Linked DNA regions of Mus musculus: regions 1 and 2 are each linked to region 3. The links are chromatin loops, found by intact Hi-C in ENCODE. Cell type or tissue: heart. All regions are shown on one strand.

Region 1 (8,000 bases), 88 kb after region 3:
TCTAGAGGTCCTGAGTTCAATTCCCAGCAACCACATGGTGGTTCACAACCATCGGTAATAGGATCTGATGCCCTCTTCTGGTGTGTCTGAAGACAGCTACAGTGTACTCATGTAAATAAATACACCTTAAAAAAAAAAGTAACTTATATTACAAAAAAAGAGTAGTCATATAAATGGAACAGCTTCATTTGGTTTCCCCTAACTCAAAGCGAGACAAATTGCTACCTCATTAGCACTAAGTTGTGATCACAGATCAAACTAATGAGTCCAAAGAAGTGATTTCATATCCTATTCAATAGCCCACGTTACTCTAGTAGAAGTAATCAGAAGATTCAACACCCTCTCTAGCTTCTGCAAGCACCAGGTACAAACATGCGACAGACATACAGATTGGCAAAGCATTCATACTTAAAAATAAATTAGCTGGGTAGTGGTGGCACACAACTTTAATCTCACTCAGCACTTGGGAGGCAGAGGTAGGCGGATTTCTGAGTTCCAGTCTTGCTTATGCAGTTCAATGGTTTCTAACTCATGATCCTCCTGCCTCACCTCATAACTGTACCTAGCACCAACAGCTATCTTATTTTAAGCAGAGACCATTAAACAAAACGGATATGCCTGGGGATGTTTTCCTGAATTGAACCTGGGTGGCTTGCGGCACCCAGACCATTTTCACAGGAACCCCTGATTTCCAACCAGTGCTGCAGAAAGCTTCTCTCTGCTCAATGTAGAAAGAATTGAGCATGCAAATTACCCACAACAGCGCCTGCCAGCTGTGCGAGAAAGGCAGCTTCCTTTCAGCTCTGGCTTTGTATGTTTGGTATAGCATCACCGGCCCTGACTCAAAAGGTTCACAATTACCACCATACTTCAATCAAGACCAAGTTCTTTTGAAGGTACAAGCTAGGTGTCGCCCTCCACAGCCAGGTGGCTGGCACATCTGGGAGCAGGCCTTTAGAGATAAATTTAGTAGTTTCCAACCTGCAGTTCATAGACAAATTAAGTGTGCCTTCAACAGACAAAAGGGCTTCAAAGTTGGCTTTTTAAGAAGCCAGTGGATAAGGCAGAATAATTAAGTCTGGTTTTGAGTGTATATGAAGTTTTATACGGTGCCAGATCAGCCTGACTTTGAGATCAACTGCAACTGTGGCTTACCACCTTTTATCCTCATACCATAGTTCTTCCTTATGCAAAACAAGTAGAAAAATGGCTGACTAGCGTTCTGAAAAAAGTTATGTCTTGATGGATATGATGACTCCTGCATTTAATCTCAGCACTCAGAAGTGCTCAGGCAATCTTTTTGAGTTTGAGACCAGCCTGGTACATAGTGAGCTCCAGGTCACCCAAGGCTACTACAGTGGGAGCCATCTCAAAAACAAAAAACCAAATACAATAAAATGAAAAGGTTTGTGAAGAAGGCTAACAGGAGAATGGACATGCAGTCATTCAGAGCAACTGAAGTGGTGGTAGTGTGCGTGCTTCTAGCCCAGCACTCTGGAGGCTGGGGAAAGGGATCATTGAGTTCAAGGTCAGCCTGAGTTACATTTAGGGACCCTTTTTCAAAACCAAAAATAGTAGCTGAAGATAAGAATCAAAAATCTTTGTGGGCTTTCAGTATCATTGAATTTAATATGAGGACTCTCACTGGCTCAAAGTTGAGACACTGGGCTGAACTCAATTCAATAATGACAACTAAAACAACTTGCTGAAGAAAATGGGAGAAAAAAATATGGGATGCATTTTTCTTCTGTAGGGGCTACTTTTTTTTTTTTAAACAGGAAAAAAACTGACCCCCCCCTTTTTAAAAAAACAACAACAACAAAATGTCTACTGGGGTCCTGCCGAGAACTGCACATTGCTGCAGCCCTAGCTGGCAGAACATCATTGCTCAGAAGACATTCCTCACAACCATTTGTCTCTCCCTGCTCTACAGTCACCACTAGCCTTTGGGAGAAGAGAGATGAGGCCAACAGAATACTGGTCTTGCTCAGCTTTATCTTTGATGAAGGCCAAAGGTGTCACCAGCCACTTTGGAGATAGGCCGCTCCCCCACTGCAGCCATAACTATAGTCCCCAGCCATTGCTGGAGGCAAAGAGATAATAGAAGCTCTCTCTGCATGCAAGGATCTTCTCATATTATGATACCATGCTGCATTAGAAAGATCTGGCAAACACCACATTAGGAGGGACAGAAGAAATGGAGCAGCCAATGAAATACTGGTTGAGACACACGTCATTACAGATCCTTGCTGAGGCCACGTAAGGTCCAGACAGCAGTGATCAATGTAGTGAGCTGATGGTGGAACATTCTGGGTTGCATAGGAGAAAAGTTTAGTTTTTGCTACAGGGTCTCACTCTACGGTCTGGGCTGGCGTGGAACTCAGAGGGCCTGCCCTTGCTTCTCTACTGCTGGGATTAGGAAAAGTCACAAGAATGGACAAGGGAGAAAGAGTTGGGAGTCCTATCCCCCAACTAGCCTTCCGCAGTAAGACTGCAGGCCCAGCTCTGCTGGGTTTGCAAAGGACTCTGGGTTACCTTCTAATAAGACTCAGTTTCCCCCTGGGCTTAGAAAGGACCAAATTATACACTCACTCTGGTTCCTCCAGGTATCAGTACCTGTAACCTTAAAGGTGCCATTCAGGAAACACAAACCCCTCCCACAACCCCAGGCCCAACTGAGACCAGGCCACATTGACAAGCTTCAGAGGTTCAGCCATGTGGCCTGCAGCTCTGTTTTGGGAAAGTTGGAAGAAAGAAAACCTGGAACCCAGGAGGCAGAATACCCTGTAGGCAGCAGACCTACCTGACTGCTATCCTCGCTTTTCACAGTCTTGTCAATCTTGGCAATTTCTTCATCTGGGTCTTGCAAAAACTAAAAAAAAAAAAAAAAAAAAAAAAATCCCGGTCCACCATGGGTCCACATGGTGCGACCCAAAGACAAAAAACACAAGAGAAAAAGGGGGAAATGTTTGTTAGGTCATGAACGACATTCAACTAAAGGAAACCTCTCTCTCAACTAATTCTTTTCACTAGTAGGTAAGAAGAACCAAATTTGGTACCCAGGTAAGATGGAAGGGGGGGTGGGCTGTCCCCTTCCCAACCTGTATCCTTTGTACTCACCACGGCCACATTTGCCTTCCTTTTTCTGGAGCGGACTGAAAGGTCGGAGCCACCTTCTTCTTTCATGTTGCTGTGGTCCGTCGAGTCTCTGCAAGGGCATGGTGTCATGGGGTGCTGCTCCCCAAAAACTCAGGCCGCCCCTCCCCCACCGCTACTCACCCTTACCCTCCCGCAGCAGGGAGGCCACTCACCTCTCCCTTGGCATGGCTCAGGACTTGGGCTTGGAACTCAGACCTGGGAGGACAACAAGCAAGCATCGTGGTGAGCACGGCCCGCAGAGGGGACCTGAGTCTTCCAGTTCGTCCCGGGCACCCCTCCCCCCTCCCGCGCGGGCGGCGGCGGCGGGAGCCTCCTGGGCCCGGAGGCCGGCCGGGAAAATGGCCGATGGGCCCGGGTGGCTTGTCACCCGCAGGCGCCGCCAGCAGCCTGCGACCCTGGGTCCGAACCTGAGGTTGGGGATGGAGGCCCAGCCGCCCTTCAAGAGGACCCCCCGCTCCATCACCGTCCTCGGGGCCGGGGCTGCCTCAGTGTCCCTTTCTACACCTACCCCTGACCCGTCTCTCACAGCCACCCCGGCCGGGGCACCCCGAGCTGATACCTCAGGGGACCGGGTGACCCGGCCTCGCCCCACCCCCACCCGGGCCCGGTCCGGTCTGGTCGGACCCGGTCCGGACGCCTGGGAGTCGTGGGAGTCCCGGGAGTCCCGGGAGTCCAGGCAGCCCGTACCCGAAGCTGTGTCCGCCGCAGGCAGGCGCGCTCGAGCGGGCAGGAGGCCGACGGCGAGCGGGAAGCAGGAGGCGGGAGGCGGCGGCCGAGCGCGCGGCGCTGGCGGGATCCGCGCCTGCCCCCTACACCGCGCTGGCTGTCGAGCCGGCTGCTCCTGCGCCCGGCTTCGAGCGGGACATTTAAAAATCCCAGCGCGCGGCACCGGCCCCGTCCCGCCCTCGCGCCCCGCCCCGAGGGCTGCGAGCCCCTCAGCGGCCGCCGCAGGCCCGGGGCCCGCCCCGTCGCCGCGCGGACCAGCGAGGAGCTCTGGTGGGGGCGTGGCCTCCCGGGGGGCGTGTTCTTTTACGGGCGTGGCATGCACTAAAGGGGTGGGGCTAGATGTCAGGGCCTGCGCGCCGGGGGCGGGGTGCGGACGTGGTAGGCGGGGCCTGCGCGGGGCGGGACGCGGGAGAGTCGTCTGGCGCGCGCGGCTGCGGGGCGGGCTCGCTGACGCGGGAGAATCTTGGCGCGAGCGCCTGAAGGATTCTGAGCGTGCGGGGCCGGGAGGAGCGGCATGGGCCGCCCAAGTGGAATGTCAGCAGGGCAGATCGCAATGATCGGCGGCCGGGCTTGACTGGAGTGAGGCACGGGAGGGCCCGGAGTTAAGAACCCGTCATCCGCCGGTCTCCCGCGCGCGCGCACTGTCCCTCCTGACTCGTCCTCCCCGCCCCTGAGACGCAGAGTTCCGGGCCGAGTCCGGCGCGTGGGTGTCCCCAAGGTCACAACAGCTTGTGGCTCCTGGGACCGGAACCAGCATTCAGGCTGCTGCTGTTAGGTCTCCTGTGGACCAGCAGCAGGTCCTTTAACCTGTCAGTGTTTCTGGTCCATTCATCCACCCATTCATTCATTCATTAGGCTACCCAAGCACATTTCTGTGCCTCTAGCACACATGGGCCCAACCCGTTTGCAGAAAGCCTCTCTGACCCTTAGGTCCCCATGAGGTGAGGCAGTCTCCAGCCTATAATTTTACTCCAAGTGTTTTCATCAACCTCAGAGTATGCACATGCCTCACAAACGTGAAGTGACCCTCACCCACCCCAGACCTGACCTTCAGCCCTCCGCCCGAGCTGCTGGATCCAGCATCCGGTGCCCTTTCGCACCCCAGAGCCTCAGAGCTTGCTTTACTCTCTTCTGACCCATTCCAGCTGTTTGTGCTTCCGGAAAACTTGAAGGTCTTTGGTAACCACTTCCTCTCCGGCGTACCTTTCCCCAGGACGTCCCCTCCAGTGTTAAACTATGGCAAAGCACTTGTTTCTTCCAATCTCTTGTTCACTCTGTTTTCTTATCCCGTTGCCCCTTCTGTATCTTGGACCAAAAGGGTCACTTCCCTTATGTTAGTAAATGATATAGAAAGAAAGAAAGAAAGAAAGAAAGAAAGAAAGAAAGAAAGAAAGAAAGAAAGAAAGAAAGAAAGAAAGAAAGAAAGAAAGAGAGAAAAGAAACCCACACTGACCCAGGTCTGTGGAACATACAGGCTACTGAGACGAATGCCTTGAGCACATTGACTGCTAGCAAAGAAAGACCTGTACTCAAGTTGTAGAAGTGTGAAAGGCGGGGTCTAAATACCTCTGGGGACCTTCCTCGGGGTAAGCCTGTCTCTGCTCCCAGTGACTCTCTTCTGGAAGTCAAAGTGGAGTGTGCCCTTCCCATAGGTCCTGACTAGCATAATGGTGATGTCCCAGGCTGCTGAGATTTTGTTGAGGATGTCATAAGCAGACTGAGCCCCAGACCCCATATTCTCCAAACCCTGTTGGATTCAACAGCAGATGATAAACTTAAAGTGAAACTTTGGGTTAAGCCCTTTAAAGTTAAAGCCCAGCCCTAAGAATTTAACAATAAAGCTATCATGCTGGTTCCAGGGTGACCCTAGTTCGCAGACCACAGCTATCTACTGCCTACACTTGCTGTGAGAATTAAGGGAAACAGGTGGCTCAGTACCAGGCCTGGTACACAGTAAATGCTCAATAAATGAACTATTGCTGCAGTGATAGAGCTTTCCTTATGGACCCATCAGCAGCAGAGAATGAGAGTTTCAGGCATTGTATGTCCTAACAATAAAACAGATGAATTAAAGACTACACAACAAAAGTCACAAGTCACTTGCCTTTACAGCAGCATACAAGAATCCCACACTCAAGAATGCAAAACACAGGTTGGGTGTGGTAGCTAGCACCCACCCACCTTTAATCCCAACACTCCAACTCAGGAGGCAGAAGCAAGTGGGTCTCTGTGAGTTCAAGGCTAGTCTGGTCTACAGAGCAAATTCCAGGCCAGGTGTTGGTTGCACACGCCTTTAACAACAGAGCAAGTTCCAGGTCAGCTAAGGATACATAGAGAAACCCTGCCTTGAAAAGTAAATAATTTGAGCTTAGACCTACATGGTGGAGCACGACTTTAATCCCAGCACTGGGGCGACAGAGGCAGATAGATCTCTGGGAGTTTGAAGCCATCCTGATCTACATAGTGAGCCTATCCATATATATATATATTTTTTTTTCCTGGCTTAAAACAAACATTATACAGGAAAAAGAGTCAAGGAAAGATTGTGGTATAGGTCATGTGGTTATAGGCACAGGCCCTGGGCTCCATCCTTAGCGCCCCACAGAGGAGGAAAGCGTGAGTAATCATGGTTATGAGTAATCAAAGCAGGAGCTGCTTCTGCAGGGAAGAAGAAGAAGCAGCAGGAAGAGCCGAGGGAAAGTTCTGGCTTCTCCACATGCTTTACATCCTGACCTGAACAAACAAACAAAAAACCGAACTAAAACAAATTTGTTTTATCCCTGTAGCCCATCGCATTCTACAGATTGGACCATGCTGCCTTAGAGTGCTCTGGTCACTCAAATGAGCTCACAGTGGGACGCTGGCTGCTCTTATTTTATTTTTATTTATGTATGTGTGTGTACGCATAATTCTGTATATGTGAAGGTGTCCATGGAAACCAGAAGAAGGAGTCTGAGCCCCTTGAGCTTGAGTTACAGATGGTTGTTAGCTGCTCAACTTGGGTCTTAACCAAACCCTCTCTCTAGTCCCTGCAAGACCCGTTTGTTGAACAGCTCCTGTAGACTACCATACTGAATGGTGGGTATGTGTTTGCCTTGTGTAGTCAAGCAGTGAGTCCAACCATACAGGGAGCTGAGTCTGCCGCATCAGACTCAGTGGTACTCACAGACCATCCCTGAGTTTTTATATACAAATACAAGTACTGTGGGCCACTATGTGGCCACTGGGAATCAAACCAACAGCTAGTACTCTGAACCTCTGAGGCATCTCTCTAATCCCAGCAATCCTTTTTTTTAAAAGACCGAAACCAAGAAAAGTCAGATTTTAACTTTATCTCATTTAAGAAGAGAGGCAGTCAGCCATGTGGATTGACAGTTGTTGTTTAGAATAGTAAGGACTGAGCTGAGAAAATTCTGGGGGCCATGATTTCAAGAGGAGATGAATGCTGGGGGGCTTCGTGGAGGAAAAAACATTTAATGGTTGCCCAAGGCTAGGGAAAGTTCTGCAGTGCAGTTTGAAGCCTTTGAAACTCACTGGTGGTCCCTCGTCTGGAATAGTTGGCTTTGAGGTATACAAGTTCGTTTTTCTTTTGTCCCTACATGGGCTCCAGAGCACTTAAGAGCTAACACAGCCTTGGGGGAAGACTATAGAAAGAACCCTCACACATTGCCTTAGAGACACGATGCGGCTGCTGTGTAGCGTAGGTAGCACCTCTCTCCTGTCATTGGTCTTTTGGATCGTTGACAGCCTCCCTCTGCTCCGTGGCTATCTGCAAAATGGGTGTAATTCTAACTTTCCAGGCTCCTAGAGCTGCAGAGAACTCTTTTAATAGTGTTTGACACAGTAAGTGTGCCAGAGATATGCTCACTATTCATTCACAAGGCAAGTTGGAGGTCTTGGTTTAGTTTCATGTGTGACCCTGTCCTTGATTGTGGTGGAGAGGTAGATGCACGAGCCAGGATATAAGGTTTACAGAGAAGGAAGACCAGAAAAATACACTATTCGAACAGTGGGGGCCTTGGACAAGCTACCCCCACCGTGTGTGTGTGTGTGTGTGTGTGTGTGTGTGTGTGTGTTGGTGCTTGGGCTGGAACCCGGAGCCTCACATAATATGT
Region 2 (8,000 bases), 66 kb after region 3:
GCCTTGATGATAATTGATTGAACCTCTGACCCTGTAAGCCAGCCCCACTTAGATGTTGTTCTTATAAGAGTTGCCTTGATCATGGTGTCTGTTCATAGGACTAAAACCCTAAGTAAGACAGCATCCCTGGGCTGGAGGTCCTGGGTTTGACAAGAAAGCATGCTGATGCTGCATACACCAGGCCTCTGCATCCTCTCCTGGCTCCAGGTTCCTGCCTTGCTTGAGTTTCTGTCCTGACTTTCTTTGATAATGTACAGCAATGTGCAAGTATAAACTGAATAAACCCTTTCCTCCGCCACTTGCGTTTTGGTCCTGGTATTTTGTCACAGCAATAGAAACCCTAACTAAGGTACCCATACTTGTAATCTCAGCATTGGGAGTCCAAGGAAGGCAGATCAAAAGTTAAAGGCCAACATGGGTTACAAATGACTTCAAGACCCTCCCCCCCACACACACACACACTCAAAAAAATTTCAAGAGAGCAAATCTTGAATCCCCACCCCCTGCCCAGTGAATGATACAGAATCCTAAGCAGGGGAGATGATCGAAATACTGATGACCACATTCAGTCATTTCATAATGTTTACACATAGCAAACATCACATTATAAATGTATACAATTTATTTGCCAGTTGCCCCCCCCCAAAAAAAAACCAATCAGAGGAGGGAGTCAGATACTCTCCACACTCTCCAGAATGTCCAACATCTTATCACAACATGGGGAAAAAATTTAAACTGCCTGACCTAGGGAAACATAGCAACTCTAGAGAAAAGAAATCAATCCAAATACGATTTAACCTTAGATGATGAACTTAGCCAGTTTTAAAAAAGATTTGTTTTTATTTTGTGTGTATTGAATATTTTGCCTGCATGCCAGGCCAGAAGAGGGTATTAGATACCCTGGAACTTGAGTTAAGGACACTTGTGACCAGGCATAGTGATGCACATCTTTAACCCCAGCACGGCAGAGGCAGGTGGATCTCTGTGAGCTGGAGGTGCTTGTTCTCCGTAGTGAGTTCCAGGACAGTCAGACCTACATAGTGAGACCTTGTCTCGGGGGTGGGAGTGGGGTGGGGTGGGGAAGAATAGAATAGAAAGAGAAACAAAAAAACAAACAAAAAAAGGATGGTTGTGAGCTGCAGGAGATTGAACCCAGGACCTTTGCAAGAGCAGCCAGTGATCTTCACTACTGAGCCATTTCTCCAGACCCTATTGCTATTTTAAAAACATCATGTGGGGCTAGAGAGATGGCTCATCGGTTAACAGCATTGGCTGATCTTCCTGAGGCCCTGAGTTCAATTCCCAACAACCACATAGTAGCTCACAACCATTTATACTGAGATTTGATGCCCTCTTCTGGCATGCAGGTGTACATGTAGATAGAGCATTCATATACATAAAATAAATCTTTTTTAAAATTATGTGTGTTGGGGGGGGGTTGCTAGAGGAGTCCAGAAGAGGTCCAGATCTCCTGGAACTGAAGTTACAGACTATTGTGAGCACCATGTACACCAACCTCCAGCCCTCAAGAGCAAGTGGTGATAACCACTGAGCTCTGTCTTCAGAGCCAGTCATCAAGATTTAAAAGCAATTACAATAGGATGAATATTCCTTATCTGAAATGCTTCGGGCCAGAAATGTTTCTGATTTTTTTTTAATGTGGACCTGTGCTGGGTGGAGATTAGCCAGCTACTAATTTGATGTAGCAACCTTTGATTCTATGAGAGAATTGAGTGCATGATAGATAGATAGATAGATAGATAGATAGATAGATAGATAGATAGATAGATAGATGAGTCTGTCAGTTCATCAGTAAAGGGCTTGCCTTGCAAGAGTGAAGACCTAAGTTTGCACTTCAGAACCCACATTTTAAAATAAATAAGTAAGCAGTAGCCAGACACAGGGGTCCAAGTTTGCACACACTGTTTCAGAGCTGAGATAGGATTTCTAGAGCTTGCTGGCAGCCACACTAGCCTACTTGGCAACTTCTAGGCAAGTGAGTCACTCTGTCCTGAGGAACACCACAGGAAATAGTCCTCTGAAACACACACACACACACACACACACACACACACACACACCTGCACACAAAAGTGAACAAACACACCTCCATCTGCATATTCAGTTGCATATAAACACATCTACATCTGCACAGGAGCATACACACAAACCAGTACTTGCATACACAGCTACATAAACACACACACACACACCTGCATGGGAACACGCAGGTGTATACATACCATACACACCATCCCATAGAAAATTTCCATAGAAAATTCCAAATTATGTTTTTCCCTAGACAATAGAGCATAATATATAATATATATTATGGCATTAAGTATGATACTCTAGAGACACAGAGCGCTATATACAGGTTATAAGCAGATACTACATTATCCTCTGTAAAGGTTTAGTATCCTCAGTTTTGATAATTTTGGTGGTCTTGGAACCAAGAGGGAGAGCCAAAGACACCTTTGTCTTTTTTCCTGTCTTTCTTTTAATGAAGAGGTTTGGATTTCTCCCTACAGATAATTAATGCAATCATTTAGAAATGTTAGCTAGACTTGAGGAAAGACAAACAGGATGGCAGATCTTCTAAAAATCCAAACAGATACAGTGTGAGGCTCTTTTGGAGTCACAGACATGAGTGTAGCAGACAATGAAGGGAGGGGAGATCCTTTCTTTTCCCCCTCAAGACAAGAATTCTCAGTGTAGCCCTGGATGTCCTGGAACAAGCTCTGTAGACCAGGCTGGCCTTGAATTTAGAGATCTGGCCACCTCTGTTTCCCGAATGCTCCCTGGTTAGGAAGGGAGATTACAAGGCATTTAAATTTCAGTCATCAAGACTAATTGTCTTTGTCTGAGGCCTAACCTCCTGAGAAGGTGGATTGCAGTGCTAAGCACTGCAGAAATGGGGTGTGACACAAAGTTCAGAGAAAAAAGGGGCTCACTCCATATATGTTGGCTTAAAAGGGTTTGTGATACATCTAGGAGGAAGTCTGCTAGTGGTGAGGGATAAAGCACGATCTCGGAGTCTGCTTAGGGTTTACGGAAGCTGGGTTTGACTGTAAATATCAGCTATTTGGGACGCTGAGGCAGAAGGATCACAAATTCTAGGCCAGCCTGGGCCTAACAGAGGTACTTCAGGGCTAGCCTGGGTCTACGAAGAGACTTCAAGGCAGGCCTGGGCAAACTTGGTTTCTAAAAAGAAAAAGTAAAAATGGCAGCAGGCAGGCAGGCACGGTACTGAAGCAATTTTCCACTTGTGTCATCATGTAGGTGCTGAAATTCTTTGGACCCAGTGGGGTGGCGGTACGGTACAAGGACAGTTCGCTTCAGGGCTAGGTTCAATCCCTAGTATGAGAGAGAAAGAAGAGGGTGGGAAGTAACGGAGGAGAGAGATGGAAGAGAGGGAGAGAGGAAAAAGAGAAGGTGTAATGAGCTTCAATGGTATGACTGGTAAGGTATCAAAGACAAACAGGATGCCACAACAGGCCTGCACCGAACCAATCCAGAAGAAAGGGAGAAATAGCAGGAGGGCAAGGGAAGAGAATCCTGGAGAGCCCGTCTTTGCCCAAAACGCAGTGAAATGTGGGCGTCAATGTGTCCTTCTTAGTTCTACCTGGTTCAGCCTACACAGGGGCAGGACTAGGAACGTGGCGAAAGCAGGTCTGAAAGCTGTACAGCTTGGTGTGCCTGCGCATGCGCCGGACCCCAGCGCCACCGCCCAGCTCTCTTCAGCCCCGCCCACGCGACGCCCTGCCTAGAGCCTGCGCTCACACTTGGCCCCGCCCGTGACCGTCCAGTCCCGCCCCCCTCGCGGTGCGCGAGGAAGCCACGAGGAGGCCCAAAGTCCCGCCTACCCAGAGATCCACCTACGCTTTGGCTCTGTTACAGAGGCGCTTTGCGTTAGCTCGACGCCGCGCAGCCGCAGAGGACATGGGGCGGGGACAGGGGCGGGGTCGGATCGGAGGCGGAGGCTGGGTGGGCGGGCCCTGGAGTCACGTGTGTAAACACGCCGCACGTGGAGCTCAGCCTGAGCCAGAAGGGCGGGGCTGCGGGTTCCGAAGGAGGAGGCGGGTAAGGTGCGCGCGCGCGCGCGCATGGAGGTCTTGGGCGGCGCGGGACTGGGGCGGCCTGGTTCTGTCCCCAACTTCAGTTTCTTTATCCCGCTGCATTGGTGAGAGCTGTGACCAAGGCAGGCCCAGCCCTAGGGGACGAAACCCCCCTACATAATAACCCCACTACGTGCGCGCTCTCCCATTTCACAGATGAAGTAAAGAAACTTGCTCCAAGCCACGTGGCTGGAAAGTGGCGCCACCAAGATCTGCCCTGGACAGCAGGGCTCCTGGGCCTTGCTTTGTGGCTTGCGTGGCAAGAGGTTCTGGGCTCCGACTCCTACGTTCTGCCCTTGCCCTAAGGGCTACATTTGGTCTGGCTAACATGGCGAGGCCTATTGCTCCGTGCACAATGAGGTGACAGGGGTGCCTGCTCCCCCAGCTAGCAGTCTAGAGACGGGCGCAGGCCAAACCGTCGACCATGGTTTCCGTCTGGGTGTGGCTGGAACACTGCGGTGGGGTCCGGACACCTGAGCCTGCATCACTGCTCCTTACACAGCTCCTCCTCCATTTCTTTGCCCCTTTCTTCTCCCCGAGCCGCACAGAGCCCCTTTCAGAGGCGACGCCCAGTGCAGCGGGTTCCTACCCTTCTGCCCCAAAGGGCCTCCTTTCCTCTCCTCCTCGTCCTCCTCCTCTCCCATCTGTGCCGCGTGACCGGGGGGAGGCGCCGTACCGGGCGCAGTCCAGGCGTGGGGCCCAGCCAAGCTGTCATCCCGGACTGGCGGGCCCGAGGAGGCCTAAAAGGGGGGACCCGAGTGCTTGGGACTGGTAGGAAGCGTGCTCCAGGCAGAAAGGCTGAGCTGCCAGCAGTCCCGGAGAGGAATGCGCGCCCTCTTCAGGCTTAAGCGGCTAGGTCCTGCGGCCCTGAAAACCCATACCTGGGCCCCTCCCAATTTTGGGTTTGAGGGTTCAGGAGCTTGTTAATGGGACATTCCATTAATCTAAGGCTAAGGCTCCGAGGCAGCTCAATGTAGCTGTAGGCCCTGAAGCCAGGCTCAGTGTCTGACCTTGGGCAAATTGCTGAGCCTCCGTTTTGTTCAGTTTCTCCAGATTCATTTACCAACATTCCAGCCTCAATATGTCCCTCTGAGATGATGCTTTTGTTTTTAATCTCCCCATGCCCTCTAACTAGTGCCCTTGCACATTCAACCACGTGTGTTGTGCCCGTGCTTCCCAGAACAGCCATGGGGTTTTGGGCTCACTCCGTGTGGTTTGCTCCGTGGTGCACAAAGGCTTTCTGTAGAGAATTTGGAGTTTTGGCTAGGGAAGACCCTCCTTCGGACTGCCTCTTTACTCTGAGTGAAGTTGAGGAAAAGGTATATGGAAGCCAAAACACTGGGAGCCCTAGGACACAGCGGAAAGGAAGAATTAACAGAACCCTGCTGAGTTGTGCCCAACCCCGAGGCTATGGGGGTAGGCCTGCTTCTCCAAGCCAGTCACTGAAACTGCGTAATGGAGCTAGCAACTTCTGGGGAGTGGGTGACCATGGCTTCCCAGTTACAGCTAGAGTCCTGCTGTGAAATGCAGGATGCCGCTGTTCAGCAGCTCACCTCTGTTGTTGTTCAGGCCTTAACCAGGTTCTGTGCTATTTCTGTATCTGCTGCTTTTGCCAGACCACTGACAGCCGCCCCCTCCCTCCCTTCAACCCCCACCCCCCACCTCAACCCCCACCCCCACCCCCACCCCCTGCTTCTGTGGTGTCAGGTAGTTCCGATGATGAGTTCTGCCCCAGGGACTGATTCATGCCACATGCCTGTCCTGCCCTAGCTCCACATTCCTTGACCACTGTGATTAAGGACCATTCATTCAGCTTGATACTCTGAGAGGGAAGTTCTGGCCGGCAGGAATGTCAGCCTAAAAGATACTGGAAAATAGCAAGTGGAGAATGAAGTCAGCACAGAACCAAGCCAAGCTGGGCAAGATGGACGCCTCTGAACACCCAGATGGAGCCCTTCCTGAAACTAGATAGCATTGTGGCTTGGCTATGTCTCTGGATTCATAAACTTCTTACTTCTTCTGACCGTTGTTACTCTAATTTAATCTCCTCTGACTTTTTAGGGGACCCAAAACCTTAGCTACCACTTCTGAATGAAATGTGGGGCTTCAGGTCACGTGGCCCACCAGACTTGAGTCTCCCATGGTGTGTAGGGCTTTTGCCTGCTCTGACTTTTGGCCATCTCTTGACCCATGGTGACCTTGAGAGATGCTCTCTGGGCTTTTCTCCAGCTCTTAACTATAACCCTAGGGCTTAGAATCTCTGTCCTCAGCTAAGGAAAAGTGAACGATCCACTGGTCTCCCAAGGCTAGCTGGGACTTGGTGTTAGCCTCCTGCTCTTGTGCACTAGTGCACATGGCCCTTCCTTCTCCACTTCTGTTGGTCTCCTGACCCACTTACCCATTCTGCTCTCCCTTGAGCCCTCTCATAGATACCATGACCAACCTTGGGTAGTAGAGAACAGATGAGGTGTTTTCAACTCTTAACTTTCCCCCTCTAGATCCCAATTTCCACACAAAGGCTCAGACACTCTAGGCACTTGTACAAGCCCATCCAAAGGGCTACCCACAGCTGCTACCCACCAGCAAGCCAGAGGGTGGGAAGTGTGAACACACAGGAGGGGAGAGGATGCAGCGTGGGGATACAGACGGTGCGCCTCCCAAAATGTGCTGCTGCACATCTGCCCAGAGAAAAAGGGAGGCTCGGAATCGCCAGCTTTTTGTTATTTTTACTTTTTGGTGCGAGGGGCCATCTGTGCAGGTTTGAGTTTGTCTGGAGGCAACAGGGTTGCAGATGAAATTCAAATACAAGCTTACTTCGCAGGCTGTCATGCAGAGACTTTCTCCAGGAGCTGGGATGGCAGTGCTGGTATTTTGTTTTTAATAGCATCAGCACATGCCAGGGTCCAGCAGCTGTGCACGTGGGACCTTCCACCAGCCCAGCCTACCGCAGCCACAGTCCTTTCAGCAAAGGCTCAGAAGGCTGGGATCACCAGTCCAGTGGAGGGAACAGGGTGGCAATAGCAGAGATGGAGTGGGAACAATTCTGAAGCCCACAATAGCATCATGATCCTTCCCAACTATGCCCATGAATTTGCTGCTGAGGACTTGGACTCATCGGACCCCTATGGGTCTTGCTTCCCCCCTTCTTCTGTCCCTCTCTCCCATTGTGTGTGTGTGTGTGTGTGTGTGTGTGTGTGTGTGTGTGTGTGTGTGTGTATGTGTTACAAGGAATTGAACCAAGGACCTCCTACATACTAGGCAAGTGCAGTCTACGAGTTAGAATCACCTCCCTCTTTTCACTTTCTATTTTGAGACTCAAGCTACCGGGGCTGTCCCTGAACTTTGAATCTTCCTGCCATAGCCTCCTGAGGACCTGGGACTACAAGCTATGTCATCAGACTCAGCAGGGCCCTAATTTGATGGCTGCCTACTGCCTGGCACTTGTACCCCAACCCCATCCCCACCCTATGCTGATGAAGTTTATATTCACTTAAGAACAGTCACTTGTTACTAGACACTGGATAGATGCTTCCTTGAGGCCTCTCCCCTGCCCTGGATGGCCAGCCACATCCTCCTGGGGCTCCGCTCAGCAGGAAAAGAGAGAATCACAGGCAAGTTTAGAAAGTCTTCCATGAGCCTGGGGTGAGAGGGCAATGATAGGTAGCCAACTAAATTCAGTATAATAACAGCAAGGACCAAGGCGTGGTCTCTTTCCTCCTTCCCCCCTCCCACTCTCCTTCCTTTTGACTCCCCCCACCCCCGTTACCTCCCATCACTATCCTCTTCTGTCCCCCTTGTCCTCCCCTCCCTCTTGCTTACCTTTCCCTCTTCTTTAATAAGGAGCCCTTGCTGAGTGTGGTGATCCATGCCTTTAATTCTAGC
Region 3 (8,000 bases):
AAAAAATAAAAAGAAACTACCTGGGCAATGTTTTCGATAAATTTAATGAGCACTAGAGTAACTAAGAAATAAATCTAAGTAACTGGTATTCAAAACCTACCTAATAGTTAATTTTCTTGCTTAGAAACAGGTTAGCAAGTAAAGATATTATGACAAACTTGTTAGCACAAAAATTAAGTTTCAACACCTTTATTGAAAAACTGAAATTTTCTAATTTTATAAACTTTTAGGTAAAATACTACCATCATCCTTCTATGGTAGTTTTTTATATAAAGTAAGTATTTATATAAGTGCCTAAGCAAAACAGGACCCGCATCACACCCTACCTACTGTTCCACAGTTTGCATGCCTGTCTAAGTTACGCATGATTATTTAACCAACTCTCCAATGTAGGACGTTCAGGTTTTTCCCATTCTAACCAAACCACAGGAACTCTTCTTACATGTCTTGCCAGATCAAAAAAGGATGAAGGGGAAGGATAAATACACCATAATAAAATCCATCATGACTTTGAATGCCAACTTAACAGTTAAAGACTCCCTGGCTGCACATGCCCCTAGAGATGGAGACAGGGGGAGCAAAGCCGTCTCACTGACTCCGACAGGGAGGCTGGGGCAGCACAACCAGGAAGGAGCTCACACCATTCTAGGTCAAGGCCAGCATGGCTCGTGAGACATTGGTTTTTGAAAAAAAAAAAAGAAAGGAGGGAGGGAGGGAGGGACGGACAGATGGAGAGGAGGAAGGAAAAAAGAAAAAGAGGGAAAGAAATGGAAAAAGAAATGAACACAAAGCCAGGCAGTGGTGGCGCACGCCTTTAACCCCAGCACTTGAGAGGCAGAGACAGGCAGATGTCTGAGCCAGCCTGATCTACAAAGTGAGTTCCAGGACAGCCAGGGCTATACAGAGAAACCCTGTCTCAAAAAAGAAAAAAAAAGAAAGAAAGAAAGAAAAAAAAGAAAAGAAAAGAATAGAAAAAGAAAAAAGAAAAAAAGAAATAAACAAAAATTTTAACAAAAAAAAAGGGGGGGGGTAAGACTGTTTCACCACTGATTGTGTAGATGAAAATGAGAAAGTGCTAATGAACTTGACCCTGACCCTACCCATTCTCCTCAGATGCTGTCACTCACTGCGGATGGTATACATATTGTTTACCCTTTTCTTCAAGCTGCCATAATTTCCTTCTCAGAGTCAGTGTTCCAGTATCAAGCAGAACCAAATAAGGAGAGACCAGGATAAAACCTGGACCACTTAGTGGGAGTTCAAGGAAACAAGGGCAACAACAACTAAGCATTATCTACAGTCCTTCTCAAGCCAGGTTCTAAGCCTCTATGTGAGGAACTCAGGTCCCTTTCTGCAGCTAAAGCCAGCAAAGTAGGTACCGCCATCAAACCAAAAAGTCATTCTGTTGACAGTTTAATTCCCTCTCATGAACAGGGAAAGGCTATGGCTGACAAAGGGTAGTAAGTATCCACTCACACAAAGCTACTATGACACTTTTAATGCTTCTACTTTCATACCACAGACTGCAGGACTGTTAAAATGAGTGGGCTTTAAAACCTAAGTAAAGTCCCTCACAAAATTACTAACTCACTATTTACAAAGCAAAGCTCTCCTGTGCAAAACTCTAAATAAAGCACAGGCATCTAACCAGGGTGTCTTGTTAAGCCCTTGTGACTCTCCTGTCTACCAATGCAGATTTTTCTATTATGTAAATAGTCTGTTAAGTAAATACTGAAGGGCTTTCTTATAAACTGGGAGGCATTTTACCTAACCCAAACAGAAATGCACATTTAATTTGTATGCCAACTTAACATTAACACAAGATGTGACTGACAAAGGTATTGAAGTCCACATCCACTGAAAACACTCAGTCTCCTATTGAGTTTAGCACCCAAGACAGGTACTCGCTCAAATATAATACTAACCACAATAAGCTGTTCAGAACACCCCAAAGTACCCTTCGTATTTCATTCACCCTAACATCAGAATAAAACCCAGGCTCTCCCTTTTAAAAATGACACAGGGAAGCAAAGATGCTGATCAGCATTACTCACAAGCAAAAGTGTTTTCCATATGGGCTAGAGGCAGTGGTACCAGCTACCCTGGGACACTTCACAATTTGGTCAAAATTAACAAGGAGGCAATATGTAGGGCTTTGTTTTGGTTTGTCTTTCTTTCTTTCTTTCTTTCTTTCTTTCTTTCTTTCTTTCTTTCTTTCTTTCTTATTTTCCTCTATTTTCCTTTTTAAAAATCTGTTTCTCCTTTTAAAAAAAAATTAAGATGAAGTCAAGTCTGATGCCACAGGTAATCCCACCTACTTAGAAGGCTGAGTTTAGAGGCTTACAGCTTTAAGTCCAGGCTGGGCTACAATGGGAGTTCAAGGCCAGCTTGGGCAACTTAAAAAGAACATGTTTCAAAAATTAAAAAGTTGACTGATAATATAGCTCTCCTAGAACCATAATAAATAAAAATATAAATCAATAAAAGCAAATACGTCTTGTGATTTAAATTAAACTAGGTTAACTTTTAAACTCTCATCTTTAAGAACAAGTTTAAAATCCAACAGTTGTATTATGTATTAGGGAAAAACGGGGAAAAATATATATATATATAAAGCAGCAGCAGCAGGAGCTAACCAAAGTATGAAAGACTCCTACAATCTGTTAACAGGTGGTTTCTAAGCCAAAAGGGATTTCTTGGGACCTAGGAAAAACTTTCATATAGTTAACCTCAGCAATTTTTCTAACCACATTTCATGAAAAGTTTTACATAGGTATATGAATAAAAAGGAGTTTGGGTTTCATAGCAAAAATTCAAGCTTACATGAAATAGGAGCTCCCAAGATCCACCCTTAACTGAGGAGCTACTGGAAGTTGACAACAGCTAAGGGACAAAGACTGACACATGGGATTTGTGGTGCCCGTGCTCCTTGGATGGTTCTATCTAACACATATGGGCAAGCACTAGCTGGACTGAGATATTTAAAAAAAAAAAAAAAAAAAAAAAGGACATGAAGTTGGAAGGGGGATGTGTGGGAGGGAAAGGGAGTTAAGTTGAAGGGACGAAATAGATTTAACTGACTGCATGTACAATTCTCCAGGAGTAAATTCCAAATAAATAACATAAAGTTTACACGCAAAAATATTTAAATATAGAAAAATAGAGCTTCTCAAATGTTTATGCAACTTCCTAAACCTTTATTAATACCTCACTCTGGCAACAGGACATGTGACGTTTAAGCAAATTAAATGTCGCTTTTCAAAGAATTTCAAGGCACGTCAGGAGAATCAACTTGAAAACCTACAGAATCCACAGGACAATTTCACATTTAACAATCGAGCTGTAGTTCTTAACTACATAACATTTCCTTATAAAAAAAAATATATAATAATTCCCATTCGGAGATTCTAAGCATTCTCCTCTCCTCTGGTAGATCAAAAAAAAAAAAAAAAAGTGGGGAAAGCCTTGTTTAATAAAGGCTTGAAGTTAAAATTTAACAAAGGCCTTCTCTCTTGTCGACTACTAAACCTAAGAGCTGGATTGCACAGGAAGTGCATCATCACCAACGTAGTCAAACTTGGACGCTCAATCAAATAAGGATATCTCGTGTGTGTGTGTGTGTGTGTGTGTGTGTGTGTGTGTGTGTGTGTGCGCACGCGCGCATTGTACCAACGTTTAGATAATAAATAGCTAAGGGGTAAAAAGAGTGACCACTTCTGTTCACAGTGTAATCCCCGAACCAAAAAGGAAAAAAAAAAAAACACGTATTTTTATTTAGTCCCAACAATTGCTCTCTCAGTTCAGGGTCAACCGATTATCCTATCCCCTGCATCCTCTGTATTCCCCACATCCCCGCATCCCTTCCGGGGAAGGTCAAAGGGCCACCGACAAAAGACAACAAATGCACGTGACAAAAGTTTCTCCCGTGGTCCCCGCGGCCCGAGGCTGCGCAGCTCGCGCGTGGGGATCTCGGTTTCACGCAGAGGGCTGGCCGCATTAGAGGTTGCTCAGAGTGTCGCGGCCACATGCGGAAGCCGGCCAGGGCCGGAACCAAGCGCGGCCTGTTACCTTTTCCTGCTCCTCGCGAAGCCGCGCCACCTCTGGTGCGCGCAGCGGAGCGGCGGCTGAGGCCTCTGCAAGGGGCTGGGGCTCGGGCTCGGGTTCGGACGGGGGCTCCATGCCCGGCGCCGCAGCCTCAGCGAGGCGAACAAGTCCTAAACAAGTGTTTATGGAGACGGCGTGGCCGGCGGATGCCCAGCGCCCGCGCGCTCGCCCTCATGCACTGCACGCCTCTCTCTGAAGAGGCCGCGCTCACTTTCGCCGCTGCCCCGGGGGCCGCCGCTCGCGTCCGGGCTACCCGCGGCCGCATCTCACACGCGCATACCGCCGCCGCCGCCGCCGCCGCCGCCTCGGAGCAGCAGGCCCTACACCAGGCGCGCCACGCTCTTCTCCCGCAACCGGGCCCAGCTTAGCGTCCCGCGACTGCCGCGCCTCCGCGCACGCCCCGCCCCTCGCCCCGCCCGCGCAGCACGCCGGGAAGCTCTCAAGCTCCGCCCTAGGGGGCGGGGCTATGGCGGGGACAGGGCCTCCGGGTGGGGTGGAGGCTGAGCCGCTCAGGACCCCTGCACAGGATGAGAGGCGGCGGGATAGTGGGTCCCAATTCGCTTGGCGCTGCCTGTGGTGGTAGGAACTTAATATGAGCACTGAGACTGTTTCATAAGCTCATTTAATTTTATCAAATTCAGCTGTTTCCCATGCCTTTTAATGAACTAATGTGGTTTAATGAGCTAAAATGCACAATATACAACTATATTTTTGCGTATGTATTAATTACTGTACACATTACAATTTTCCTTACATATATTAAGCTGCAGTATTAATATTACTATGTTACTACGTATGCACTGTGTAGCACATTTTTCAACAACAGCTGCTGCCCTATCCCATGTATTTTATAATTCTGGTGTTTTGTTTAACAGTGGGGACCAAATGCATGGCTTTGGACTTGCTAGACAAGCACTCTACCAACTGAGCTAAATCCCCATCCCTGTTCCACTCAGTATTTTAAAAATTGGAAGCTGGAGCAGGGAGCACACCTTTAATCCCCAACAGTTTGAAGGCAGAGGCAGGAGGGTATCTGTGAGTTTGAAGCCAGCCTGGTCCACATAGCAAGTTCCAGGCCAGCCTGAGCTGAATAAATCTCTTGGACTCACTTCCTCCCCCTAGCCCTTTGTGCAGCCTCTGTTTGTGGCAGTCCTCTAGTCTACCTTGTGGCCTTGTCCTAACTCTATCCCAAGCCCGGACAATAGGCATAGATCCTATTACCTCAGTATTGTGTGTATAGGAACAGGCTGGCAGGCACCTGCAGAATTCTGGCCCTCTGTGGGTCTGTTTGCCCCTATCTTCCACTTCTGTTCCAGCTCCCAAGTCCACATCCATCCTTTGATCACTTGCATCAAGAAAGAAAAAGCAGGGACGATTGGGGAAGATGGTAAATATGAATTTCTCTCCCTGCAGATGCAGCAACCTCTGAAACACAGTCAAACTCTGAGCACTCATCTTGCCTCCCGCCAATAGCAGCATCCCTGACTCCTAGGGCACCGCAGAAGCTACTTCTCTAGTGCTGGGCTTTGAATATGAACTGACCCCATGTGTTTCAATACTTGGTCCCTAACAGGTAGTACTAATTTGGAAGGATACTTAAAAATTAGGATGTACCAGGCAGTGGTGGCTCACACCTTTAATCCCAGAATCTGGAAGGCAGAGGCAGGCAGATCTCTGAGTTTGAGGCCAGCCTGGTCTACAGAGTGAGTTCCAGGACATCCAAGGCTACACAAAAAAACCCTGTCTTGAAAAGTGAGGGGGTGGGGAATTTAGTATGTCGTTTAGAATGTAGAACCTAAGTGGAGGAAGTCGGTCAGTGGGGTAAGTCTTTGGTATAGCATCCCTGGATACTACCTGTCACTCTCTGCCTCTTGTTCAGCTGTGAAGTAAACTGAGGCAGGCCATGCCTCCCTGCCATAATACACTGAATCCTCTGGAATGGCATTCCCTACAGAAAGTGATCTAGGATAGATTTGTTTATGTTTGAGTGCATTTTTAGACATGTATCAAGCAAAAGCAAAAGAACATGTAGCAAGAAGCAGATAGAGAACAAAATAAATCAGGCCCTTACGACGTCTAGCAGAACTATCTAGGGTAACCAGAGCGGGAAAGCAAGCAAGAATAAAATCAGCAGCAAACAGCAGACAGATAACATCAACTTGAGCACTTACAACATGCCCCAGAAAGACTGGGCTGAGTCTGTCCAAAAGGCTGGAGCTCTGTTTGGGATGTTTCCAGCTAGAGCAGAGAGTTCACCCCACCAATGAGCTTCCTATTTCTCCTCCCCACCTCGGGCAGTCACAGGATAGACGATAGTAACTTCCATTAGAAACGGTTCGCCTTCTATCTGTCCTCAAGGGTGCTATTATAGCTGTTTGTTCTTTCTCCCTGTCACAGAAGCACAGAGGCCAGCCTGCCCCAAGAAAGTGTCTCCAAGGACATGAGTGATAAACTTGGGTGAATCTGAGGTAGGGAGAGTCTGTCCTGCTCTCAGCAAGCAGCACATGCAGTTTACCAACAGCACTTACAGGACAAATGGTGAGCCAACTACAGGACAATGGTAACGTCTCCTCCCTTACATTGTTTCTGTCAGTCACAGCAACCCAAAAGTAAAATATATATCTGGTGTGGCTTGCCACTCCACCCCTGAAATGTCCAAGGACAGCTCCTTACCCTCCACTCCTCTTTGATGGGATTAGCCCCAGATCACCACAGACCCTGTGCTACAGAAGGCTGGCCCCCAATCCCAGCTCCAGTCTACGGATATGAATTTGTATCTAAAGTGGTTGCTATAAAGAGGGCACATCACGCTATACAAATACAGGCTTTTGGAGGCTTCAAAGAAAGTTCTCCTTCGTTCTATCAATACCTCCTTAAAGAATCCAACCCTTGAGAGAGCAAGTAGGCATGTATGTTTTAGGCAGCTCTTCTTGTCAGGGGAAGGCATGACAGAGTTCATGGCAGCAGAAGCATGGGATAGGATCTTCACATCTCTACAGATCAAGAAGCAGAGAAACGGATGCTACCTTCCAGCTGGCTTCTGACTTTCTCCCTTTTCATCCAGTCTAGAACCCCAATCCATAGGACTCTTAGTACAGATCTCTCAGTTAAACCTCTCTGGAAACTTTCTCAAACATTCACTCAAAATTGAGAGTCCCTTGAGGCTAAAAGAGATGTTGCCAAAGCTAAGAGCACTTGCTGTTCTTTCAGGTGACGATTTTGGATCCTCCAGCTCTAGTGACTCAACACCGTCTTCACATGCGCAAAACCCCCACCCAGAATACACATAATTAAAAAAGAAAAGCAGGGCTGGAGAGATGATTCAGTGGTTAAGAGTGAGCCATGATCTTTCAGGGGGCCCAAATTCAGTTCCCAGCACCCCCAGACGTCATAAAAAAGAAAATGAGGATTCCAAGTGTAGTCGAGTTGACACAGCCCATTGATCTCCATTCCTAGGTGGTTGAAGGACCAGTTTACTCTCCCTTCTTAAGCCTAGGCATCTCATTCTCTTGCCCTTGGACACTGGAGATCCTGATTCACACTGAAATAGGCCACTGGCTGGCCATCCTGGTTCTCAGGCCTAAGGTAGCCCATCTTAAGACTTTTCAGCTGCAGGGCGGTGGTGGCACACACCTTTAATCCCAGCACTTGGGAGTCAGAGGCAGGCAGATTTCTGAGTTCGAGGTCAGCCTGGTCTACAAAGTGAGTTCCAGGACAGCCAGGGTTATACAGAGAAAATCCCATCTCAGAAAAAAACAAAACAAAACAAAAGACTTTTCAGCCTTCCTAAGTTTATAAGTTACTTTGCAGTTTTAGAAAGAAAGGGTTGGTCTGGGCTCCTGGTTGCAGGGGTTTCTCAGTCCATCATGAATACACAGAGACAGCTCATGCTGATA

What was found. Hi-C counts contacts between places; a loop is a spot of excess contacts. Peaks named below come from ENCODE experiments on the same cell type or tissue, not always from the same donor. Only the 100,000 strongest peaks of a DNase experiment are listed, where the experiment ranks them.
Region 1: it touches region 3 in a loop (4-fold over the local background); 2 of 42 quality-filtered maps call a loop at or near these places.
Region 2: a loop joins it to region 3, with 3 times the contacts of the local background. A loop is called at or near these places in 9 of 42 quality-filtered maps.

The regions. Positions count from the first base shown.
Region 1 is chr7:38,103,476-38,111,475 of GRCm38, forward strand. It overlaps Ccne1 (cyclin E1), which reads right to left and starts at 4,015. Exons shown (of 12, transcript NM_007633.2): 1 at 3,847-4,015; 2 at 3,312-3,354; 3 at 3,121-3,208; 4 at 2,804-2,872. The coding sequence starts at 3,325. In heart, a CTCF peak has its summit at 3,989; DNase peaks (open chromatin) are centred at 3,346 and 4,166; H3K4me3 peaks cover 3,128 bases; H3K27ac peaks cover 2,766 bases.
Region 2 is chr7:38,081,195-38,089,194 of GRCm38, forward strand. All of the region lies in intron 3 of Gm30771 (a long non-coding RNA gene), which reads left to right. Among named protein-coding and RNA genes, the nearest start is that of Ccne1, 22 kb to the right of the region's middle. In heart, a CTCF peak has its summit at 4,955 (motif pointing left); DNase peaks (open chromatin) are centred at 3,877 and 4,817; H3K4me3 peaks cover 2,080 bases; H3K27ac peaks cover 2,471 bases.
Region 3 is chr7:38,015,042-38,023,041 of GRCm38, forward strand. It overlaps Uri1 (URI1, prefoldin-like chaperone), which reads right to left and starts at 4,511. Exons shown (of 11, transcript NM_011274.5): 1 at 4,069-4,511. The coding sequence starts at 4,179. In heart, CTCF peaks have their summits at 4,135 and 4,341; DNase peaks (open chromatin) are centred at 3,590, 4,000 and 4,530; H3K4me3 peaks cover 1,795 bases; H3K27ac peaks cover 1,370 bases.